2 separate regions of the Homo sapiens genome follow, and region 2 is linked to region 1. Evidence: read pairs that join two places in POLR2A ChIA-PET (ENCODE). Cell type or tissue: K562. All regions are shown on one strand. Links, peaks and the distances in the headings refer to the core of each region. The heading gives the core; the rest is flanking DNA. Region 1 holds the start of LINC00997 (long intergenic non-protein coding RNA 997). Region 2 has its middle 21 kb from the start of FKBP9.

The links. ChIA-PET counts read pairs that join two places held together with the same protein. Peaks named below come from ENCODE experiments on the same cell type or tissue, not always from the same donor. Only the 100,000 strongest peaks of a DNase experiment are listed, where the experiment ranks them.
Region 2: POLR2A ChIA-PET joins it to region 1 with 5 read pairs; 2 of 35 experiments call an interaction of 5 or more read pairs at or near these places.

What each region holds. Positions count from the first base shown.
Region 1 is chr7:32,757,179-32,768,572 of GRCh38, forward strand. LINC00997 (long intergenic non-protein coding RNA 997) reads left to right here and starts at 1,108. Exons shown (of 1, transcript NR_036501.1): 1 at 1,108-5,746. In K562, for the core only: a CTCF peak has its summit at 8,664 (motif pointing right); no DNase peak of the experiment used is centred there.
Region 2 is chr7:32,930,748-32,942,141 of GRCh38, forward strand. It overlaps the pseudogene RP9P. Among named protein-coding and RNA genes, the nearest start is that of FKBP9, 21 kb to the right of the region's middle. RefSeq lists an enhancer at 10,277-11,165. In K562, for the core only: no CTCF peak of the experiment used is centred there; a DNase peak (open chromatin) is centred at 7,104.

The sequences.
Region 1 (11,394 bases), core at 3,775-8,774:
CTTCATTATCTTAAAAAGAAGTCTGCATTAGGAAAGGGTGAGAGATAATGAAGTAACAGAAAAATAATCTCAAACACTTTACTATTTAAATAATAAACCTGGGTTATAGCTTATGAAACAGTGCAATGAAGTATCATATTACAATAAGAACAAGTTTCAAAACCAACATTAAAATAAGCGATAAGTAAGAAAGCCATAAAAAAGGAAACAATAAATTGTTATAATATTGTTTTTATAATTTGCTTACTAACTCGTATGTTTTTAGGCATTTATAATGCAGTATGGCACACACCTGAAATTCCTTAACTCAGTGGTTTTTAAACTTAATTGTTGCCGGGTGCGTTGGCTCATGCCTGTAATCCCAGCACTTTGGGAGCCCGAGGCGGGCAGATCACTTGAGGTCAGGAGTTTGAGACCAGCCTGGCCAACATGGTGAAACCCTGTCTCTACTAAAAATACAAAAATTAGCCAGCCATGGTAGTGCATGTCTGTAATCCTGGCTGCTAGGGAGGCTGAGGCAGAAGAATTGCTTGAACCCAGCAGGCGGAGGTTGCAGTGAGCAGAGATCATGCCACTGCACTCCAGCCTGGGCGACAGAGTAAGACTCTGTCTCAAAAAAAAAAAACCAACTTAATTGTATATCTAAAATTCTTGTGGCTTGTTTCACCCTTCCTTCCATCCCAGGCCTCTAAATCAGAACAGAGGCAGGTTAGTGTTTGTTTTTTAAGTTTCAAGTGATTCTAATGTACCAGCCTTGGGAAATACCTCCGTAACTGTTGAAAAGGGTTCAGAATATAATTTTAAATAAAATTACTTTAGATCAAAACAGACTTACAATAAGTATAATATCACATAAAGGATCAACTTTCAAGCGCCAAAGAATACAGGTGTGTACTTGAAGACCTTTTAGTAGTGAAACTCAGCAGCTGTAGGCAGTGAAGAAAGGAGCATATGTGATAAACAAAATTAGCTGTGGTCAACAATTATGCTATAGCTAACTTATGTAGTCAGTACTTTCCAGTGAAGTTGAAAATAAAGCAAAGTTCCATGTATTAACCCTGTTTTCCACTAACCCTTCTTTACATGTAGGACATATGCCAGGGTACCAAAAACTGCAGGAATATTCCCTAGCATTGCAGCCTCAGTTCTAATACCAAAATCTCCCTGCAGACTAAATGTCTAGAGCAGCACTGTATCAATAGAACATAGGGGCAGATCTCATACCTTCCAAGGGTAGAAATCGCTGAGCACAGGTAAAAATAAAATATTCCAGAGGGAAATATTATTTTACAAATTTTTATAAACACTTTTGTAAAATAATGTACACAGCCTTGCACACTGAAAGAGTCAAAGCCATTTAACTCTGTATAACCACTGCAGAATCTTTATCTTCTTTTTTACCTGACTTCCAATTGGCGGGTGTTACTAAAACTTTATCACCAAAGTTATTTCACTAGCTGAGCGTGGTGGCTCATGCCTGTAATCCCAACACTTTGGGAGGCCAAGGCAGGTGGATCATTTGAGGCCAGGAGTTTGACACCAACCTGGCCAACACGGTGAAACCTCATCTCCACTAAAAATACAACAAATTGGCTGGGTGTGGTGGCGCATACCTGTAATCCCAGCTACTCAGAAGGCTGAGGCACGAGAATCACTTGAGCCTGGGAGGCATAGGTTGCAATGAGTCAAGATCGCGCCACTGCACTCCAGCCTGGGAGACAGAGCAAGACTGTCTCAAAAAAAAAAAAAAAAGTTATTTCACTAGCAACATATAATTACCATAAAACAAAGGAGGGTTTTAAATGAACTACACATGCAAAATACACTAGAAAAGCTAGATATTTTTAAAAACGTGGTGAATTATTTGGTAAAGCCAAAATATTTTAATTCATAAGTTACTATTCCCCCAATGCATCTATTTTGTAAATGCTGTTTCACATATGAGGTTTGTAAAAAAGCAAAATATATGTATAAAATGGCGTACATAAAGATGTTCTACAAATATAGCCAGAAGTTATTGTTTTACTGTATGCAAAGAGTGATGGCAATTTTTAATTCAAATGTTTTTAAATATTTCGAACTGAAACTAAATCTTACCAATGTAAAATTGCCACAAAGACGGCTGGAAAAGAGAAAAGTTATTAAAAGCTGCTTTATTATAAAATACCATTAAAACAAGTATTTCAAATGTATTATTTTACATGTCTAGAAAAGATAGCACAGAAAGCAAGATGGCCAGCTAATCCTGTCTCTATGAGCATAGGAAAAAATCCAGGACACAAAGTAAATTCTGAACAGAGCTTACCTCTCTGCAGCAGGGCTTGACAAGCAAAGGGAGAGACTTGAGAGGGTTTTTTTACTTCAGTTAATTGGTAGGAGTGATGGAATTATGGAATATTGTGACCTTTTTTGTTTTTTTTTCTTTTTAGTATTCTATTCCTTTATATGAAATTTTTTAAAGAAGTAAATATATACAGTATGCTTCAGCTCGTTCTAACCAAGAGGTGCCACTCTAGATCAGTTTCTCTAGCATTCATCAGAAGACGATTAAATGCAGGCAATCACTTCCTCAGCAGCACATCTAAAAGCCCCATTGTGCAACTCAACCCTTGATGAATTGCAAGCTCTTTGCAAGCGCCCAGACTTAGGAACTACTAGATGGCCTAGGAGACTTATCTGGAGGCACCTGTGCCAGCACCCCATGTATACGTAAGACTTCACCAGGGAGCTGGGAGACACTGCTCTGGGTATGGAGCTTTTACCAGAGCTGCAAACGCAGCCTGTGCCCCTGTTTCGTTGGGGAATTGCTTGTTTTCAAGGGTACCATGGAGCTGGAGAGAGAAAAGTGGGGAATAGAACAAGTTAAAACACCACAGACTTTGCTGTTCTTATAGAGGTTCAGCAGCTTTTCTTGAATTAATGCCCTTTAGATTGTTGTAAACCTTTGGTTAACTTCCAAAGTTTTGAAGAAAATGATTTTGATAATTTTCCAAGTATTTTCATTGTCATCATGGAGGAGTGCATTTCCTTGGCTATTCCAGAAGTCCTACCTCCCTTCTGAGATTTTATAATGGTATTTCTTATGGTTATCCCAAATATACTTGGCAAGTCGTCTTATAAACCACCAATAATAGCCTCTTAAAAATTCAAAAATTACTCCTCTTGGCTAACAAAATAAATGCAAATTAATTTAATAATTGTTGAAGAAATTAAATTTTTTAAAATTAAAAAATTGCAATGTTGAAATTCTCAACCATGCTTATCCAGACCTTTTCCTATACTACTAACTGCCCTGGGCTTATCTTAAATACTTCTCAGAAGATTTACTTGTTTTACACCAGGATAGGCAAAGTATGGCCCACAGTGTATTTTTGGACTGTCTGCAAGCACAGTTGCTATAATTTTTAAAAGGCTGAAAACTTTAAATTTTTGTAAATATGCTCATTAACTGTTTATTAGGCTTCATTAATTTTAAAATATACAGAGACTATCCTATTCAACTATATTTGTATCCTATTTCTAATTCTCCTAACAATTATATACACTGGCAAAAACTCTTCAGATGATATATAAGGAAAAGGTCAAATATACTACCGAATTCATCCAGCTTTCCAAAGATGCTCAAAATCTTTCTGTGTCTCTCACTCCCTCCCTTAACCCACATACCACATCTGAAAAAAAATGATATGGTGTAACGATGCCAGTATTCTAAATGCTTGAAGGGCTTATCACATGCCCTTTCCAAGCTGTGACAGAAGCATGTCCCTTGGACCCCGGCATCCTGTCAATCTCACCTCTGAAGGTGACCCAGTCTCATACTTCACTGAAACAAAGACCATTAGACGCCAGCACTCCCGACTTCTTTTATCTCCACTTTAACATTTCTCCATATAGTAATCCTCACTTTTCTACTCCCTGTCATCTCAGAAAAGGAATTCTCTCTCCTCTTTTCCACAGTTAGCTTCTCAAATTTGTGCCTTTAATTCTACCCCTCCCAAATATTCCAAGACTTGCTCCACTAATTATTTCCTCTCTTGGAATCTTAATCTCATCCTCTTCCCTTGATCCCTCCCCTCAGCCTTTAAAACTCCTAGACCTTAAAACACTCTCTGTGATCTGACAGCCCTTCAAACCAATATACTCCCCATCTCTCTCCCCTGGTTCAATGGCAAGATCTTTGGCCAACTGCTTTCTACTCGGACCTTGCTATTATTTGCTACTAGGCACCCACAAACCGTTGCTTGTTAAACTGATCTCCTTCAAGACTTAAGAAAAGCGCCATGCGGCTCCCTCCCAGGGCTCTCCTGCCCTCTCCTCACCGATGCCAAGAGTGGTCCTGCTGGAGAACTGCCGCGCCTGCAGTTCGTGCACCTTTTCCCGAAGCTGCGCCAGGAAATTATGGACGAACTGGAAGGGGCCGAGAAGAAGGGTCTTGGCCCCCAACTGTAGCTCCAAGCCTTTTTGTGCTTTCAGATTTCGGATCCTCCGCGTGGAGCACCTTGGGGCGCCCCTTGGCAGGTTCCCGCCGCATAGGGCCGACTTTTCCACCTCTGGCTCCAGGGCGGGAAGATTGTAGCGGCTTTGAGCTTACTACTTGTTTTCTTATAATCCCTGGCGGAGCTGGGTCAATTTCAGGCACAGCCCAGCTCAGTCAGGCGAGGTCCAGAAAGGCCTGACTTGCCTGGCAGCCTCAACGGACTTGTCCCCGCAGCCCTTGCGGACCTCCTGGTCGTCATGGCGACTGTGAAATGTGGGGTGGGGAGCATGCGTTCGAAGCCATTTGCGCGGGCAGTCCCTGCGTGTCCCCCCACGTGCTCCCCAGCACTCGCAGGACCCCCGCCTCCGAGCTTCCCTGAGCGTGCAGCTTCCAGTGAGGGCAGCCCCACGCACAGCCCCCCACACCCTCCCCAACGCCTTCAGCCCCCGGTGCGCGTAGTCCCCAAGCCCACACGTGCACTCTCCACCTTGCGGCAGCTGCACGTACAGCCCCCCACACGCTCCCAGCCCCACTGGCGCAGAACCCATCACCGCTCGCCCTTCACGCGCTTCACTGGGAGTGCAGCCCCCACCCCGAGCGCGCAGCTCCACGCAGCCTCTCCACACTCTCCCCAGCGCCTGCAGCACCCCCAGTGCGCACAGCTCTGCCAGTCGCTTCCCCGCGTGCCGCCCCTGCACCACTTCGGGCCATAACCTTGCTGGCGACTAAGTCTGAAGAACTTCCCGTGATTTAATTCTTTTCTTCGAGTTTAGTCTTAGCTTTGACATTTTAACCAAAAGGTTACACGTTAATTTATGGTATGAGGTCACCACTTCTCCTATTGTCCTTCTCAGTTTCTCCCCAACCTCTCCTATTCCCTATTTTATAAGACAGGAGAAAAGGGAGAAAGCAAAAAGTTAGAAAGAAACAGAAGTAAGATAAATAGCTGGAGGACCTTGGCACCACCACCTGGCCCTGGTGGCTAAAATAATAATAATATTATTAACCCCTGACCAAAACTATTGGTGTTATGTGTAAATTCCAGACACTGTATGAGAAAGTACTGTAAAACTTTTTGTTCTGTTAGCTGATGTATGTAGCCCCCAGTCACGTTTTTCACGCTTACTTGATCTATTATGACTTTTTCACGTAGACCCCTTAGAGTTGTAAGCCCTTAAAAGGCCTAGGAATTTCTTTTTCGGGGAGCTCCGCTCTTAAGACACGAGTCTGCCGACGCTCCCGGCCGAATAAAAAACCTCTTCCTTCTTTAATCTGGTGTCTGAGGAGTTTTGTCTGCGACTCGTCCTGCCACAAATTAACGAAGTATTAAAGGGGAAGATCTCAGCTGAAAGAAATGACTGTAGGAAGTGTGTCAGGAAAGCCAACGGACCCGCAGGCCCGCCCGTGGTGCCCGCGGCATTAGGAACGTCTCTGCTCTCCTACGATCGCTGGGGTATCGGACAGTCAGTGCCCGCTGTCAATGCGGAGGGAACGGGCCGAGACTGCGGGCAACACGTGGCAGAGCCGGCCTGAGTCCGGTGGGTCTGATCCCAGAGCCTCAGGTTGACGCCAATTCCTTGGCATGGGACAGCGTTTACTGAATCTTAAAGCAAAATGCTTTTAAAATAAGGTTCCTCAGAAGTCGTCAGCCCTAGGAGCGGTGTGCTCAAGCGCTTTCAGCACCAGCCAGGACCAACTAAGAGGGGAGCCCTTAGCTCCCAGTCACCGCGCAGCCCTACAGGAGGCCAAAGCGGCTGGCACAGATGCACTGGGGCCACTGACATTTTCCATGTCCTCTTGTCACGGGCCATATGCTGGATGGAGCCCACACCGCTTCACTTCCCATCTGTCTGATGATGGATCAAATTGAACTCCCATATCCTAACTGACCAGTCTAAATCATGGCTCATTGTGGCCAGGTTAATTTTTCCTGATGCAACACAGCACAAAAATGTTCATGGCTCCCCATAGCCCACAAATCAAGTCCTAGGCTTGCTCACCAATGCCTTCAATAATTGCCCAATATACCTTTTCAACTTTAATTTCCCACTTCCTCAGGCACAAATCTTCCATCCCAGTCATTTCAGGTGAGGTCCACAGCCTGAGACACCATAACTGCTGAATTCCTTTACTCATATGGAAAAGCCACCCCTTGGCTTTTACATCCTTTTCTCCCTGCCCATCTGAATGCTATCACCTTCCAAGCCCCAGCCCATTTCTCCAGTCCATATTAATTATGCTTTTTCTGAAGGTCTAGAGCACTTAACTGACAGTACTATTTATCTTGTCATTCATTTAAATTCAGTAAGTGCTATTACTGTTCATTTCTTGTTTTGGGAGATTTTTTTTTAAGGAGCATTTCTACATTCCTGGCATTGTGTTTGGTGCTCAAAATGTTTTCTTACTTAATTCATGCAATAACTATATGCAAATTTTAAAATCAAGCATCAGGATGTAGTTATTTGCCCAAGTTTTAACAGCTAATAAATTCTATCTGTCCAATACTGCATTTAAAATACAAAGTATTTATGGTGGTTGTTAAGAATATATTCTTGAATGGCTAGGCAAACTCAAAATAAAGGACCTTATTTTAAAGTATGACTTTTTAATTTTTTTGCAACAATAAGTGAAGTGGAGTGATTGTTTTTCTTTTTAGTCAGTTTGTTTCTTCTGGAGTTTCCAACTGCCTTTTGCATCACTTGGTGTCCTGGTGGGATAAAATATGCTCTTACCCATGATCTAGTCCTTGAAAGTGCAAATCTGGTCATTTTATCATTTAAAAAATTAATCTTTTTATAAGAATGTTCATTGTGCTATTATTTATATCGTTGAAAAAATAGAAATGGCCTCAATGCCAAACACTAAGTTATGAAACATTCATATAATGAAGCATTACAGCCACTAAAGTCATTTTGCATGGATATTTAATAATATGGGAAAATAGTCATGATATAGTGTTAAAGGAAAAATGAAGCAGGATATATTTTATGATTCATATGTTTAGTAACACATAAAATTAACTGTGTGCCATGTGCTGCTCTAAATCTTTTACACAGGGGACTCATATAGGAAGATTACCAATGTATGACCTTGAGCTAGTAATTTAGCCACTCTAGGATTAATTTCCTCATCTGAAAAATGAAGACAGTTATATTTGTCTTACTGATGATGTGATCGAATGAATTAATGCTTGTAAAGCATCAAAAACAAAGCACGTGCTTAAACAAATGTTCCTTTATTATGTTCTAGACTGGCCATCCTATAGTGCAGTAGTGAGGATTTTTAGGTTGGTGCAAAAGTTATTGCTATTTTTGCCAACACTTCCAATTAATATTTTGCTCACTTGGTTTGTTTGTCATCAAGTGATATGTTAGTAATTATTGAACAGTAGTACATGTTTTAGGTTCATTAGTTAACAGAGATAGTTGCCTAAATCATTATGTATCTACTCCTACTAAGGAGAGGAGTAGATTTGTGTATAAGAGGGAAATCATGACACTTAGTTTTATGTGCGGTTAAATAGAATCATGGATGTTTTCATGTTTTTACAGCCTCTCTAACAGAGGTCACTTATTTTGACCTCGTTATTTTCAATGGTTATTTTAGTCGCATTTTAGCTGCATACTAACTAATGACAATAACTTAAAGCAGTTAGCCTGATAATTTAATCTATGATGAATTGTCAATTAAAATAGCACATTATAATTAGGTATGATGCAATATATTCTTGCATTATCTTATCTTTGAAACAGACATGCCTCATGATTTAGCTTTTTTTGTTGCTGTTCTCAAGATAGGGTCTCACTGTGTCACACAGGCTAAAGTGTGATGGTGTTCACTGCAACCTTGAACTCCTGGGCTCAAGCGATCCTCCTGCCTCAGCCTCCTGAGTAGCTTGGACTACAGGTGCAGGCCACCACACACAGCTAATTTGTTTATTTTTGTAGAGACAGGGTATCACTATGTTGCCCAGGCTGGTCTAAAACTCCTAGCCTCAAACACTCCTGCCGCCTCTGCCTCCCAAGGTATTGGGATTACAGGCATGAGCCACTGCACCTGGCTGCAAATTATTTGTCTTACATAGAGATCTCTAATCCGGTTATGGATATCTAAAACTTGCCTCAGTTTTTCCTTTGTCTTTTAGTAAAGCAACTGGGAAAAAAATGCCATTAAACTATTTAACCAGCAGATGGCAATAATGATCTGTAAATCAAAATTTCAAAACGCAGTTACTTATTAAATTCGTTCTTTAAAAAAAATCACTGTTCTTATAATAAATCCATTTACTAAATATGAAATGTAGGAAAATTCCAAATGTAACCCCACATAAAAATTACATTGCATATTTCATATATCAAAATAATCAAGATATTCATCATGGCCAAGATTTAGTTTTCCAAATAATAATGACTTTGTTTTAACTGATTCAGATAATTTATTAGATTTAAAGTTTTAACTTTCACAAATACATACATATAAATTTAAGTGGATAGTTAAGTTCCATCTCTAGCCTCCAGGCTAGATAGAGGTAGTTCAGTGAAGACCATTTTGAAAATATTACAAACTTTTCCACTTATAATTTGGTAATTTAAAATATGAATTTCACTTTAATTGAAACTTTCTGCATAAAAGATTGGTCTTTATTTGTGCTGTCTCATAATTTCTTATGCATTAAGATACTTTTCCCCCTTTGTACAGTGCAAGGAGTTGGAATTGGCACCAAAGTATTAGTCTCTAGTTTATCAGCTTTAGTTATTCCCAAAGATGGTGGCAAAATTATTGGGATCTCATAGTTATTTTATTTAGTAATTTTATTTATTTTCATTATCCCGCTCTAAGACTTCTACAAATTCCAACATGAAATACATCCTTTGTTTAATTTTGTAGCTCCATTTTTGTCTTCAAAAAATAGCATGGCCATAGGTATGTTCTTCTTGGAGCTTACTTATTTTCTAGGCAATTTCAAATTGGTCTGTTTATAAATGTTAAAAGATCCTTTCAAATTCTTCTTCAGCAAGTTGCCTCCACTAAAAAAAGTGTCTTTGGACATGTGTATTTTATAAAACAACTGCTTCAATCTAAAACCTTCCTTAGATTTACATATCTTGGATTGACTCATTTTTAAATAGCATATTTGCTGCTGTTGAATTACTTTACAGAGCCTCTTTAAATTCATATTGGATGCAGGTGCTTCATCAAGGAGAAAGTGGAAAGACACCAACTTGCCATGTCAATCAGAAAAGGCCACAAGCCTGAGTCTGAGAGAAAAAAGGAAAACAAAAATATCTTTAGCAGGAAATAAAGTGATTCTGCTCTTCTAGAATTATCTTAGGTGAGCTACAAACCTGCTGCTAACTCCAATTTTTTCAACATCATTTGAATATACCTCATCTTATATGCAGATTGACTAGTGTTCCCTGAAGCTTTCCAATTGCATTCAATTGAAGGGAGAGGGCCATAACTGTTTAGGTGCCAATCTCTGTGTTTTTGGAAACATGAAAAACCCATGCCTCATTTCTCTGCAATTGCATTTTAAGAATACATTATCTGCAACAGGGCTGGTCCAGTTAACATTTTCAAAGTGCAATTCCAGGCTTACAGAATGTTAAAGTGGATGGAGTCTTATATCTTCTGGTCTCATGGTTTTCAGATTGCTGAGAGACTCCAAAGCTGTTCCAAGGAGGTGACTCAATATTAATATTTTTACATGGCTGGGCATGGTGGCTCACGCCTGTAATCCCAGCACTTTGGGAGGCCGAGGAGGGTGGATCACCTGAAGTCAGGAGTTCGAGACCAGCCTGGCCAACATGGTGAAACCCCGTCTCTCCTAAAAATACAAAAATTAGCTGGGTATGGTGGGGGGCCGCCTGTAATTTCAGCTACTTGGGAGGCTGAGGCAGGAGAATCACTTAAACCCAGGAGGAGGAGGTTGCAGTGAGCCAAGATTGCACCATTGCACTCCAGCCTGGGCAACAAGAGGGAAACTCCGCCTGAAAAAAAAAAAAAATTCTTACACACAACAATAGCATAGAAATCAAGAGGCGATTAAATGTAGTTAAATAGTTTCAAGTTCCTTGAATTATCTTGCATGCAAAATGTGGATTAAGATTAGTCATTGATACACCAAGAATGAATGTTACAATTTCAGAGTCATCACTGAAATAATAGAAATGCAAAAATACATATCTTTCAGACTAAAAGAGAAGGAAAGCTGAGTGACAAGTCACTCAAACAATTTGAAAGAAAGCAAGAAAAGAGAGAAACAGGGACATAAAACAGCTAGGATAAACAGAAAACACATAGGAAGATGGTGGTTTTTTTATCCAAACTTATTAGTAATTATAAGTGCAAAGAGATTAAATGCCCCAGTTAATAATCAAAGACTATCAGACTGATATACACCATAATAGATATGAAAAAATATTCTTAATAGCACTAATTATAAGAGCCTCAAATTGGAGGCAAAACAAATGCCCATTAGCAGTAGAATAGATAAATAAACTATGGTATATTTCATACAATGGAATACTTTACAGCAACAAAAAAAAATGAAGAAACTGCATATGCTTGCAGCAACATAAAAAAACTTCTAAAAACATAATATAAAGGTCAAAGACAGAGACATTAAAGATATCATATGATCTCATTTATATGAAATTCAAAACTAGCCAAAATTAAATTATCATATTTGGCAATGCACACATAGGTAATTGTATTAGTCCATTTTTCACACTGCTGATAAAGACATACCCAAGACTGGGCAATTTACAAAAGAAAGAGGTTTATTGGACTTACAGTTCCACATGGCTGGGGAGGCTTCACAATCATGGCAGAAGGCAAGGAGGAGCAAGTCACATCTTACATGGATGGCAGCAGTCAAAGAGCAACCTTGTGCAGAGAAACTCCCATTTTTAAAA
Region 2 (11,394 bases), core at 4,163-9,162, 170 kb after region 1:
TCATTGGCATATTAATTATTTCAAGCTGATTACTTTGAGAAACTGCAGACAAGGAGTAGCCCTGAAGAGCTGCCATTTTGTAAGAGAAATTTACATCGATTATATAAAGCAAATTTACATTAGTAATAAAGGAGTTTGTATCAGGAAAGGAGCTGCTCCCAGACAAATTTTATTACATGAAAGACTTTTATCTACATAAAAAGGCAAACTTTATTCACCATATGTTTCCTCCCCCATCCTCCCATAATTTATTTCTACCCCTCCCCCAAGAAGCCCCAATCCCCTGTTCCTTTCTGCAGCTGAGGATGCTATATAAGGTTCCTCTGGTGCTTCTTTGAGTCTCATACTTTTGTGGGACTCCCATACATAGAGATATAATTAAGATTTTTTTCCTCCTGTTAATCCATCTTATGTTCATTTAATTCATAGCCTACCCAAAGAATTTAGAAGGGTGTAGGGAAGCCATTTTTCCTTCCCCCGCACAGACAGGTATTACCTGGGAAGAGCAGAACGCTTCTCCTCCCTGTGCTAGGTGGCACCTGCCACCAAAGATGGGCCAGGACTTCCTTATTTCCATCCAGGGACTGAACCCGAGGGAGACCCAGAATGCTGAGCACGCAAAGTCTGTATCTGGGACAGGCGGCGAGATGCGAAGGAAATTCTGCAGGTGAGGTGTTCGTGCACTCAAAGAGCAACTCGGGCTCTTAGAGGGATTCACACCTCCCCCAAAAAAGTAAGACAAATATTTGTAGCTCAGATCTGTGCCTTAACCCTCTAAACCTACAAGGAAGTACTCATTTTAATACTTCAGAATGGCTGCAAAGTATAGGAATGCTTAATGATTTAATGTTCTCTTCATCCTGAACCATTCCTTATGAACTGATTTTAGAGACCCTTTTGGAACACAGTAAATACTGGAGGAGGGAGGGATTAAGGGGAACAGACTAAGGAGAAAGTGAAATGCTTTCCCTTCCATTCGCCTCCAAGGTGTCAGAGAAAAGGACTTTGCCAGAGTACAGATGAGAAATGGCACAGGTCGCTACAGCAAGAAAGATTTCCCTTTGGCTTCATCTGTGGACACTGTCAAAGGACTCCTCTCACCCTCACTATCACTGATCCATGGAATAGGAGAACCTACTCCACAAAGATTACATAGTAAACAACTGGGTAGTAGCGGAGTTAGCTTTTTAGGTATGATACAGTGCTTTTCCAAAGTAAATACTTAAAATATCTTCTAATGGAAAGCTGTGGTGTGTCATAAGCAAGAATAATGGTAAGATGATACAGACCTCCTGCAGCCATCCTTTAGAGGTGTTAATACTATGCCTTGGCCGCTCACGCCTGTCATCCCAACACTTTGAGAAGCTGAGGCAAGAGGATCACTTGAGGCTAGGAGTTTGCCATCAGCCTCGGCAACATAGCAAGACCTCATCTCTACAAAATAAAAAATTAAAAAAGGCTGGGTGCGGTGGTTTATGTCTGTAATCCCAGCACTTTGGGAGGCCGAGACGGGCGGATCACGAGGTCAGGAGATCGAGACCATCCTGGCTAACACGGTGAAAACACGTCTCTACTAAAAATCCAAAAAAATTAGCCGGACACAGTGGCAGACGCCTGTAGTTCCAGCTACTCAGGAGGCTGAAGCAGGAGAATGGTGTGAACCCGGGAGGCAGAGCTTGCAGTGAGCCAAGATTGCACCACTGCACTCCAGCCTGGGCAACAGAGCGAGACTCTGTCTCAAAAAATAACAAATAAACAATTAAATAAAAATTAAAAAATATTATGCCTTATGCACAGAGGCCTAAGAGAGTTTGGAAGGGAGGTGGTAAAGTCTATGAAAATATCCAATAATCCAACAAATAATTATTTTTGCCACAGGAGCTGAACAAACAACATATGGCCAAACTAAGTTCCAAATTCCTGAAAAATATGTAACTATATTGCCTAGATGGAAAAGGAATGTGATAGAACTGCACATTCTGAATTCTATTATTATTTGCAATGGCATTTCCTAAATAGTCCATTTTACAAGAGTTCCCACCAGTTTAAGGGGGGGGGGGCGCTGATGCTTTTTTCCCTGGGGCTAAACAATTCATTAGTTTATGTAGCATGTTAAGATATTTCCAAAGTTTAAAATAATATTCAGCCAGGCATGGTGGCTCACACCTGTAATCCCAGCACTTTGGGAGGCTGAGGTGGGTGGATGACTTGAGGTCAGGAGTTCAAGATCAGCCTGGCCAACATGGGGAAACCCCATCTCTACTAAAAATACAAAAATTAGCTGGGTATGGTGGTGCACACCTGTAGTCCCAGCTACTCGGGAGGCTGAGGCAGGAGAATCGCTTGAAGCCAGGAGATGGAGGTTGCAGTGAGCTGAGGTCACACCACTGCATTCCAGCCTGGGCGACAGAGCGAGACCATCTCAAAAAAAAAAAAAAAAAAAAAAAAAAAAAAGCAAATGAATAAAACTCAGGCTCTTATTAACTACTTTAAAAATACAAAATAAATCATAGGTCACTATTTGATGCAAAAGTGAATGATATTGCAAAGTAATACTTATGTTAATATTAACTACTAATTTAGCAAAAATTATTATAATATGACTACATAGGAAGGAAGGAGACAAGGGTAGTAAAACAACTAAAATCTTACCTACTCTGTCCTCAGTTGAATAGCTGTAGGAGACCAGAATATGCTACCTCAAAGCACACCTTTTTGGCTAAGGATCATTTTGAGAAACAGCAGACACAGGGGAAGCTCTGAAAAGAGAGCCGAAGTCACCCTTTTGTAAGACAAATGTTCATCTATAAAGGGAATCTCCATTTCAGGTGAGACCCTTTTTTTTTTTTTTTTGAGATGCGGTCTTTCTCTGTCACCCAGGCTGGAGTGCAGTGGCTTGATCTCTGCTCACTGCAACCTCTGCCTCCCGGTTCAAGCGATTCTCCTGCCTCAGCCTCTTGAGTAGCTGGGATTACAGGTGCGCACTATCACGCCCGGATAATTTTTTTTGTTTTTAGTAGAGACGGGGTTTCAACATGTTGCTCAGGCTGGTCTCGAACTACTGACCTCGTGATCTGTCCACCGCGGCCTCTCAAAGTGCTGGGATTACAGGCGTGAGCCACCGCTCCTGGCCACAGGTGAGACCCTTTCTATATAAGAAAGAGAAAAATGTCTCTCAATCACAAGAGAATGCTAACAACGGGGAAAGCACAGACACAAACCTGCATAACAAACCTTACCTTTATTTATCATACTTTTCTTGGTCACTATCCCATAGCTCAGTTCCCCCATATCTTTCTTTCTTTGATTTAGCTGAACATGGTATTTAAGCCTGAATCCAAAACCACTTCTTCAAGATTTTTCATTCCACTGGGTATCTCCCATGTATATAGAACATATACATGGTAATAAACTTCTGCTTGTTTTTTTCTGTTTGTTTGTTGGAGAGAGAGTTTCGCCCTCATTTCCAGGCTGGAGTGCAATTCACCGCAACCTCCACCTCCCGGGTTCAAGCGATTCTCCTGCCACAGCCTCCCGAGTAGCTGGAACTACAGGCGCACGCCACCACGCCTGGTTAATTTTTGTATTTTTGGTAGAGACGCGGTTTCACCATGTTGGCCAGGATGGTCTCGATCTCTTGACCTAGTGATCTGCCCACCTCGGCCTCCCAAACTGCTGGGATTACAGGCGTGAGCCACTGCGCTCAGCCTTTTTTTTTTTTTTTAAGATAGAGTTTCACTCTTGTTGTCCAGGCTAGGGTACAACGGCACAATCTTAGCTCAACGCAACCTCCGCCTCCCGAGTTCAAGCGATTCTCCTGCCTCAGCCTCCTGAGTAGCTGGGATTATAGGCATGTGCCACCAGGCCCGGCTAATTTTGTATTTTTAGTAGAGACAGGGTTTCTCCATGTTGGTCAGGCTGGTCTCAAACTTCTGACCTCAGGTGATCCGCCCGCCTCAGCCTCCCAAAGTGCTGGGAGTACAGGCGTGAGCCACTGTGCCTGGCAATGCTTGTTTTTTTTTTATTATTAATCTTCTGTTACAGGGGCCCTGGACCTTAGAAGAGTGGAAGGAAAAAAACTTTCCCCTTAAATAGATAATGTCCATTACGGAATCAAAAAAGGCAATATAAGGCTGGGCATGGGGGCTCATGCCTATAATCCTAGCACTTGGGAGGCCAGGGTGGGAGGAATCCTTAAGTCCAAAACCAGCCTGGGCAACACAGCTAGACCCTCTTTCTAAAAAACGAGGAAGGAAGGGAGGAAGGGAGGGAGGAAGGGAGGGAGGGAGGGAGACAGTGAGGGAAAGAAAGGCAAGAAACATGATTTTAAAATAAACAGTTACAGCCTTGCGCAGTGGCTCACACCTGTAATCCCAGCACTTTGGGAGGCCAAGGCGGGTGGATCACAAGGTCAGGAGATCAAGACCATCCTGGCTAACACGGTGAAACCCCATCTCTACTAAAAATACAAAAAATTAGCTGGGCATGGTGATGGGTGCCTGTAGTCCCAGCTGCTCGGGAGGCTGAGGCAGGAGAATGGCATGAACCTGGGAGGCGGAGATTGCAGTGAGCCGAAATGGCGCCACTGCACTGCAGCCTGGGCGACAGAGCTAGACTCCGTCTCAAAAAAAAAAAAAATAGTAATAATAATAAAATAAAATAAGCAGTTATGTCCCAGATGAAAAAACTAAGTTTCCTCACAGAAGTCTTGATAGGGGAGAGGGGTGCAGAGAATATATAGGGTAACTGGAGTCTCAAACCACTATTTTTTTAAATTAGCCTTTTCTTATGAGTTCACTTGAGTCAAGAAAAAAAAAGCCTTTGGTACTATTTGATTAAACAGTTTAAATTACATGAAGTATTACTCTGGAATGAATAACATTTGATTTAAAAGCAAACAAGTCTCTGAACTAGCCAAAGGAAACATATTGACAGTCCAGTCAGTTGCAAATCTCTGAAACTAGAAAACCCCAGTGCTCTGAGAATCTTAGCCCATATTATGCTGATATAACGGAATACCTGAGACTGGGCAATTTACAAGGAATGGAGATGTATTTCTTATAGTTCTGGAGGCTAGAAAGTCCAAGGTCAAGGGGCTAGCATCTGGCAGGGGATTTCTTTGCTTCATCATCCCATAGCAGAAGGCAGAAGAGCAAGAGAGAGCATGGGTGGTGATGGACAGCAAATTCATGTTTTTATCAGAAACCCACTCCAGCAATAACTAATCCACTCCTAACAGCGCCTATCCACTTATAAGGGCAGAGCCGGCTGGGTGCGGGGGCTCACACCTGTAATCCCACGACTTTGGGAGGCCGAGGCGGGTGGCTCATGAGGTCAAGAGATGGAGACCATCCTGGCCAACATGGTGAAACCCTGTCTCTACTAAAAATACAAAAATTAGCTGGGCGTGGTGGTGTGCGCCTGTAGTCCCAGCCACTTGGGAGGCTGAGGCAGGAGAATTGCTTGAACCTGGGAGGCGGAAGTTGCAGTGAGCCGAGGTCACACCACTGCACTCCAGTCTGGCGACAGAGTGAGACTCCGTCTCAAAAAACAAACAAAAAGGGCAGAGCCCTCCTGACATAATCACATCTTAAAAGTCCTCTCTCTCAACACTGTTACATTGGGTATTAAGTTTCAATAAATGAACTTTTTGAGACAAGAGTTTCACTGTGTTGCCCACTCTGAAGTGCAGGCCTGATCACAGTTCATTGCAGCCTCAACCTCTCAGGCTTAAGTGATCCTTCTACCTCAGCCTACAGAGTAGCTGGGACTACAGGTGCACATTACCATACCCAGCTAATCTTTATTTTTATTGTAGAGATGGGTTCTCAATATGTTGGCCAGGCTGGCTGGTCTCAAACTCCTGGGCTCAAGCAATCCACCCACCCAGTCCTCTCAAAGTGCTGGGATTACAGGCATGAGCCACTATGCCCAGCTCTCCAATACATCAACTTCGAGGACACATTCAAACCATGGCAGAAGTAAACATCTGGTTTTGCTAGTTTATAGGTCTATATTACTTAGCTGGTGAGGTTCCATTTTATCATTTGCAAAAGCAGGTTATAATCTCTCTGCTGTCTAGGAGCTACAAAATAAACACATGGTATTAACCACTGTGTGGCATCCTACAGCTAAATATACTGAGTGTTGGGCAGGGCCAGGCCCTGCCTGCAGTTATGCTAGAGAAAGATCTTTAAACATCTGTCTTCCATGGGAGAACAAGAGCACCACCCGGTTACTTGAAAAGGCCGAAATGCCCAGTAATGTGGATGCCCACAATGCAGGGTCTCCAACCTGCAACCACTGCCCTGTTAAGGTGAAAAGTCATTCAGCTCTTGGGCCACCAAAAAGTAGGCCAGACTCCACCAAAAAACTGCATTTTGTATGCAATCTCCCAGAAGTCTGATTATGAAGGATTTTAACTCCTTGAGGACCTTTCCTTACATGACCCACATAGCATAGGTAACAAAAAGTGCCTGTGACAGAAACAAACTGTTGACTGAGTGAACATCACACTATGTCAACCCCCCAAAAAGAAAAACGAAGGCAAAATTAATGTCAGTAGAGTTCATTTGAGCCAAATTTGAGGACTGCAAGCTGGGAGTATCTATTTAAGTTGCCCGGAATATACACTCCTGGGTTGCAGTCCTCAAACTTGGCCCAAAATAAACTCTATACTTATATTAATTTAGCTTCAGTTTTTTCCTTTGGGTCAACATATCTGGCATAGTTGGCAGAATAGGTCCCTCCCTCCACCACTGCCCAGTGTTTCTCTCTGAAAGCGGCACTTGGTACCAACATGAACTCCTATCTCTGACTTTCCTAAGGTCAGGGGATCAGGATTTTTATCTGCCAACACATGGGTCTTAAGTCGCCAATTTACTTTGGTTTGGGGCCAAGGTCTTGTTGCATTGTGACCTTTCATTATGGAAACTGTGCTTGTTTCACCCTGGACCAACCTCTCTTGGAGTCCCTTTTCCTAATTTATGAGAATGAATACTTCCCTCCGAAGATTAAAGGCACTCACTCCCTCTGGCCCATTAGGGAACTCTAAATAATCAGAGACTTGGCGAGGTGCCAGGACTTTGTCCATAACATTCAGTGGCCTTACAGGGTTTCCTCTGTGAGAACATCTGTACCCTCTCACCCTGCCAGTGAGTGTGCATAAAGGCTGGTCATCTTGCATTTGTGAGTCCTCTGTGACCTTCAGGGGATTCAGCGTTTCTGAGACACATAAGAGAGGAGACCTGACTTACTGGTGACACACCGAAGTGATACACTCACAAGCGGCACATTTAGGCCCAAAACACTGCTCAGAGTCATGAATGATTCAGGTCTCTAAATTATGGGTAACAAATCATCCGGGTCTGAGGACTCCCCAAGGAGGCACCCTCCCTCGGAGACACCAGCTGGTTTTATGTGCAATACCTGCTGAGTTTCATCTTATAAGTATTTGCACACATTGGCCCACATGACTCGAGAGGACCCCAAATTATGATGGCCAATATAGGGGTCCTTTGAAAGGCCTAAAGTAATTCAATTTTCTGCACAATTGGGAAAAGCTGGGTTTAGAACCAGACAAATTAAATGGGAAATCTCCTTTCTGTTTGCCCTGGCTGAAATCTGCTCATGAGAGATATAAAAAAATTTTTTTAAAGAGCTGTGTGGTCGGCCGGGCGCAGTGGCTCACGCCTGTAATCCCAGCACTTTCGGAGGCTGAGTTGGGTGGATCATGAGGTCAGAAGTTCGAGACTAGCCTGACCAACATGGTGAAACCCCATCTCTACCAAAGATACAAAAATTAGTCAGCTGTGGTGGCGCACGCCTGTAATCCCAGCTACTCTGGAGGCTGAGGCAGGAGAATCACTTGAACCTGGGAGGTGGAGGTTGCAGTGAGCCAAAATCATGCCACTGCACTCCAGCCTGGGTGACAGAGTGAGACTCCATCTCAAAAAAAAAAAAAAAAAAAAAAAAAAAGCTCTGTGGTCAGAGTCAGCTGCTTAATTAAAGGCTGACATTCAGGCTATAATTTTTTTTTTTTTTTTTTTTGAGAACTAAAAAAGGCCCTTCTGCTTTTTCTCTTTTCGATCTTATTCCTGATAATATTTTTCAGTCGACTGAAACCCCTTTTAAAAAAATGTTGGAGGCCACTGTTTGCTTCCTACCTTGTTGGCATTATTTTGGTTGAGAAAAATGTAAAACTTCATTGGCCTTTTAGAAAGCTTAAAATCTCCCAAACTGGCCCCTCTAATACTTAACTCTTCCATTTCCTTCCACTTCTGCTCCTTCTCCCTTTTGCCATCTTGAACACATAGGAGACTTCTGGCACTCCTGAGACCCCTTGAGTACACGGAAAAAGGGGCCATGCCCACCCTTTTTTGGGGTCTTCAGTCTTTCTCATGGAATCTAAGAGTCATGAGTAGGCTTCTCTCAGGTCTGTGGCTCTGCTCTATTTTGCACGGAGTTTCTGGATCTCTGGCTTTTGGAGTATGAGGTATTACTTTGTATTGTGGTGGAGAACTTGACATTTTCATGTGTGATGGCTGGCAAGTCACTGGCAAAAGCTGCAGTTTTGGAAGTGGCTGACAGCTGTTGCAGTGAATGGTCACTACTGAAGGAGGCAACTTGTTTCTTTGCCTGTTTAGATTTAAAAGGTGTGCTTTGAACACTTGAAGACTCCTGTGGGAGAGAGGCTGACTGCAGAGTGGACTGATGGAGTCAGGTCGCCCACCAGCCTCTGTGAAATGTCCTTGTATTGAGGAAAACTGTGGAAAGAATTCACACTGGTTCAGTCGTATTTCCCTCTTCTTGGGGACCTGGGATTCAATGTAAAAGTAGAATCCTTAAATTTTAAAGATCTGAATGTTCTGCCTTTCAGCTGTGCCTGCTTTTCACATATTTAAATATTAGGCCCTGAAAACTGCAACTTCTTTCACTGTCCTATTCATTAAGAGGCTCCATCCTGAAGTCAGAAATCTCATTAAGAAACAATCGATCTGGCTCACGCCTGTAATCCCAGCACTTTGGAAGGCCGAGACAGGCAGATCACTTGAGTATGGGAGTTCGAGACCAGCCTGAACAACATGGCGAAACCCTCTCTCTACTAAAAATACAAAAATTAGCTGGGTGTGGTAGCAGGTGCCTGTAATCTCAGCTACTCCAGCTACTCAAGAGGCTGAGGCACGAGAATCTCTTTTTTTTTTTTTTTTTTTTTTTTTTTTTTTTTTTTGAGACGGAGTCTCGCTTTGTCACCCAGGCTGGAGTGCAGTGGCACCATCTCGGCTCACTGCAAGCTCCGCCTCCCGGGTTCATGCCATTCTCCTGCCTCAGCCTCCCGAGCAGCTGGGACTACAGGTGTCCGCCACCACGCCCGGCTAATTTTTTGTATTTTTAGTAGAGACGAGATTTCACCACGTTAGCCAGGATGGTCTCAATCTCCTGACCTCGTGATCCGCCGGCCTCGGCCTCCCAAAGTGCTGGGTTTACAGGCGTGAGCCACCGCGCCCGGCAGAGAACCTCTTGAACCCGGGAAGCAGAAGTTGCAGTGAGCTGAGATAGCGCCACTGCACTCCAGCCTGGGCAAAAGAGGGAGACTCTGCCTCAAAAAAAAAGAAGAACAAGAAGAAGAAGAAGAAACAATCTATCAAACTAAATCAGTTGACAAAATGCAACTTCCTGACATTTAGCTGGCTACTTTGAAACTCTGTTTAAAAAAAAAAAAAATAGTCTTGCTCTGTCGCCCAGGCTGGAGTGCAGTGGCAGGATCTCGACTCAACACAACCTCCGCCTCCAGGTTCAAGCGATTCTCGTGCCTCAGCCTATTCAGTAGCTGGGATTACAGGCGTGCGCCACCAAGCCTGTCTAATTTTTATATTTTTAGTAGAGACAGGGTTTTGTCATGTTGGCCAGGCTGGTCTCCAGCTCCCGATCTCAAGTGATCTGCCCACCTCAGCCTCCCAAAGTGCTGGGATTAAGGGCGTGAGCCAAAGGCGCCCAGCCTGAAACTCTTTATAAAAGAAATCTACCGCCGGGCACTGTGGCTCAAGCCTGTAATCCCAGCACTTTGGGAGGCCAAGGCGGGTGGATCACCTGAGGTCACGAGTTCGAGGTCAGCCTGGCCAACACGGTGAAACCCCATCTCTACTAAAAATACAAAAAAAAAAAAAATTAGCTGGGTGTGGTGGCACACACCTGTAACCCCAGCTACTTGGGAGGCTGAGGCAGGAGAATCATTTGCACCTGGGAGGTGGAGGTTGCAGTGAGTCGAGATCGTGTCAATACACTCCAGCCTGGGTGACCGAGGGAAACTCCGTCTCAGAAAAGAAAAAAATAAAAAAAAGAAAGAAAGAAAAAAAAAAAAAGAAAAAAAACCTCCTTTTGTAAGGGCATCTCCCTCGGTGGACCTAAACCACTAGAAAATTTCAGGATGGGGAAGACATTGGTTTAAAGTTTACATAACAAACGGTACGGTACCTCTGTTTAAAATACTTTTCCTGGTAATTTTAACCAGTTTGTAACCTATGCCTTTCTTTGTCTCAGCAAATAATTCTGTTTAGGTACAAGTTCTGTGTCTTTTAGATGTAAATTTTTTACTTTGTTTCATCTAATAGTCTTTTGAAAGTGCAAGCTTAGGGTTGCCTAGCTACTAATTACTTAGGGTAGTGGAAAAGATAATCAAGAGACTGATCCTCTAAAGTGGACGATCACTAAGTGGAGGATCACTAAGTAGACGATCTAACTGGATGATCACTTCAGACGATCATCTGAAGTGGGCATAGACTATTAGAAAACTGGCTAATGAAGAATCTTATAAAAGATCTGCTTCTGTTTGTCTGTATGCCTATGTTTATATGTGTTACAGGCATGTGACATTTCATTACCAAAATACATGAAAAAGCTCAAATTAATTGGCATCAAAATATGCCACCCTGACATACTGATGACTCTGAGCTAAAAGAAACAGAACCAGCCAACACAGGAAAACTTCACCTCGCCGGCAACTGCTCCCCTTTTGTAAAGAGAAATTTACATCTTTAAAGGAAATTTCCATGAGTAAACGTATCTGTATCAGAAAGAGAGCTGCCTGGAGACAGCTTTTATCACCTGGGAGCCTAACAAAGCAACCTTTATTCATCATACATTTTGACCCTTCCATAATTTGTCTCCACCACGCCCCAAAAGGCCCATGCTCCTATTCCCTGGCCCTTCTTTCAGTCTCCCACTTTTGTGGCCCTCCAGTGCATGGGTATGTAAAAATAGTTTTTCTCTTGTTAATCTGTCTTATGACAATTTAATCTGTGGCCCAGCTAAAGAACCTAGAAGCGTAGGGGGAAGCCATATCTCCCTCCCCCACCTTTGAATCTTCTTTACACCACACTCTCCCGGGTCATCTGG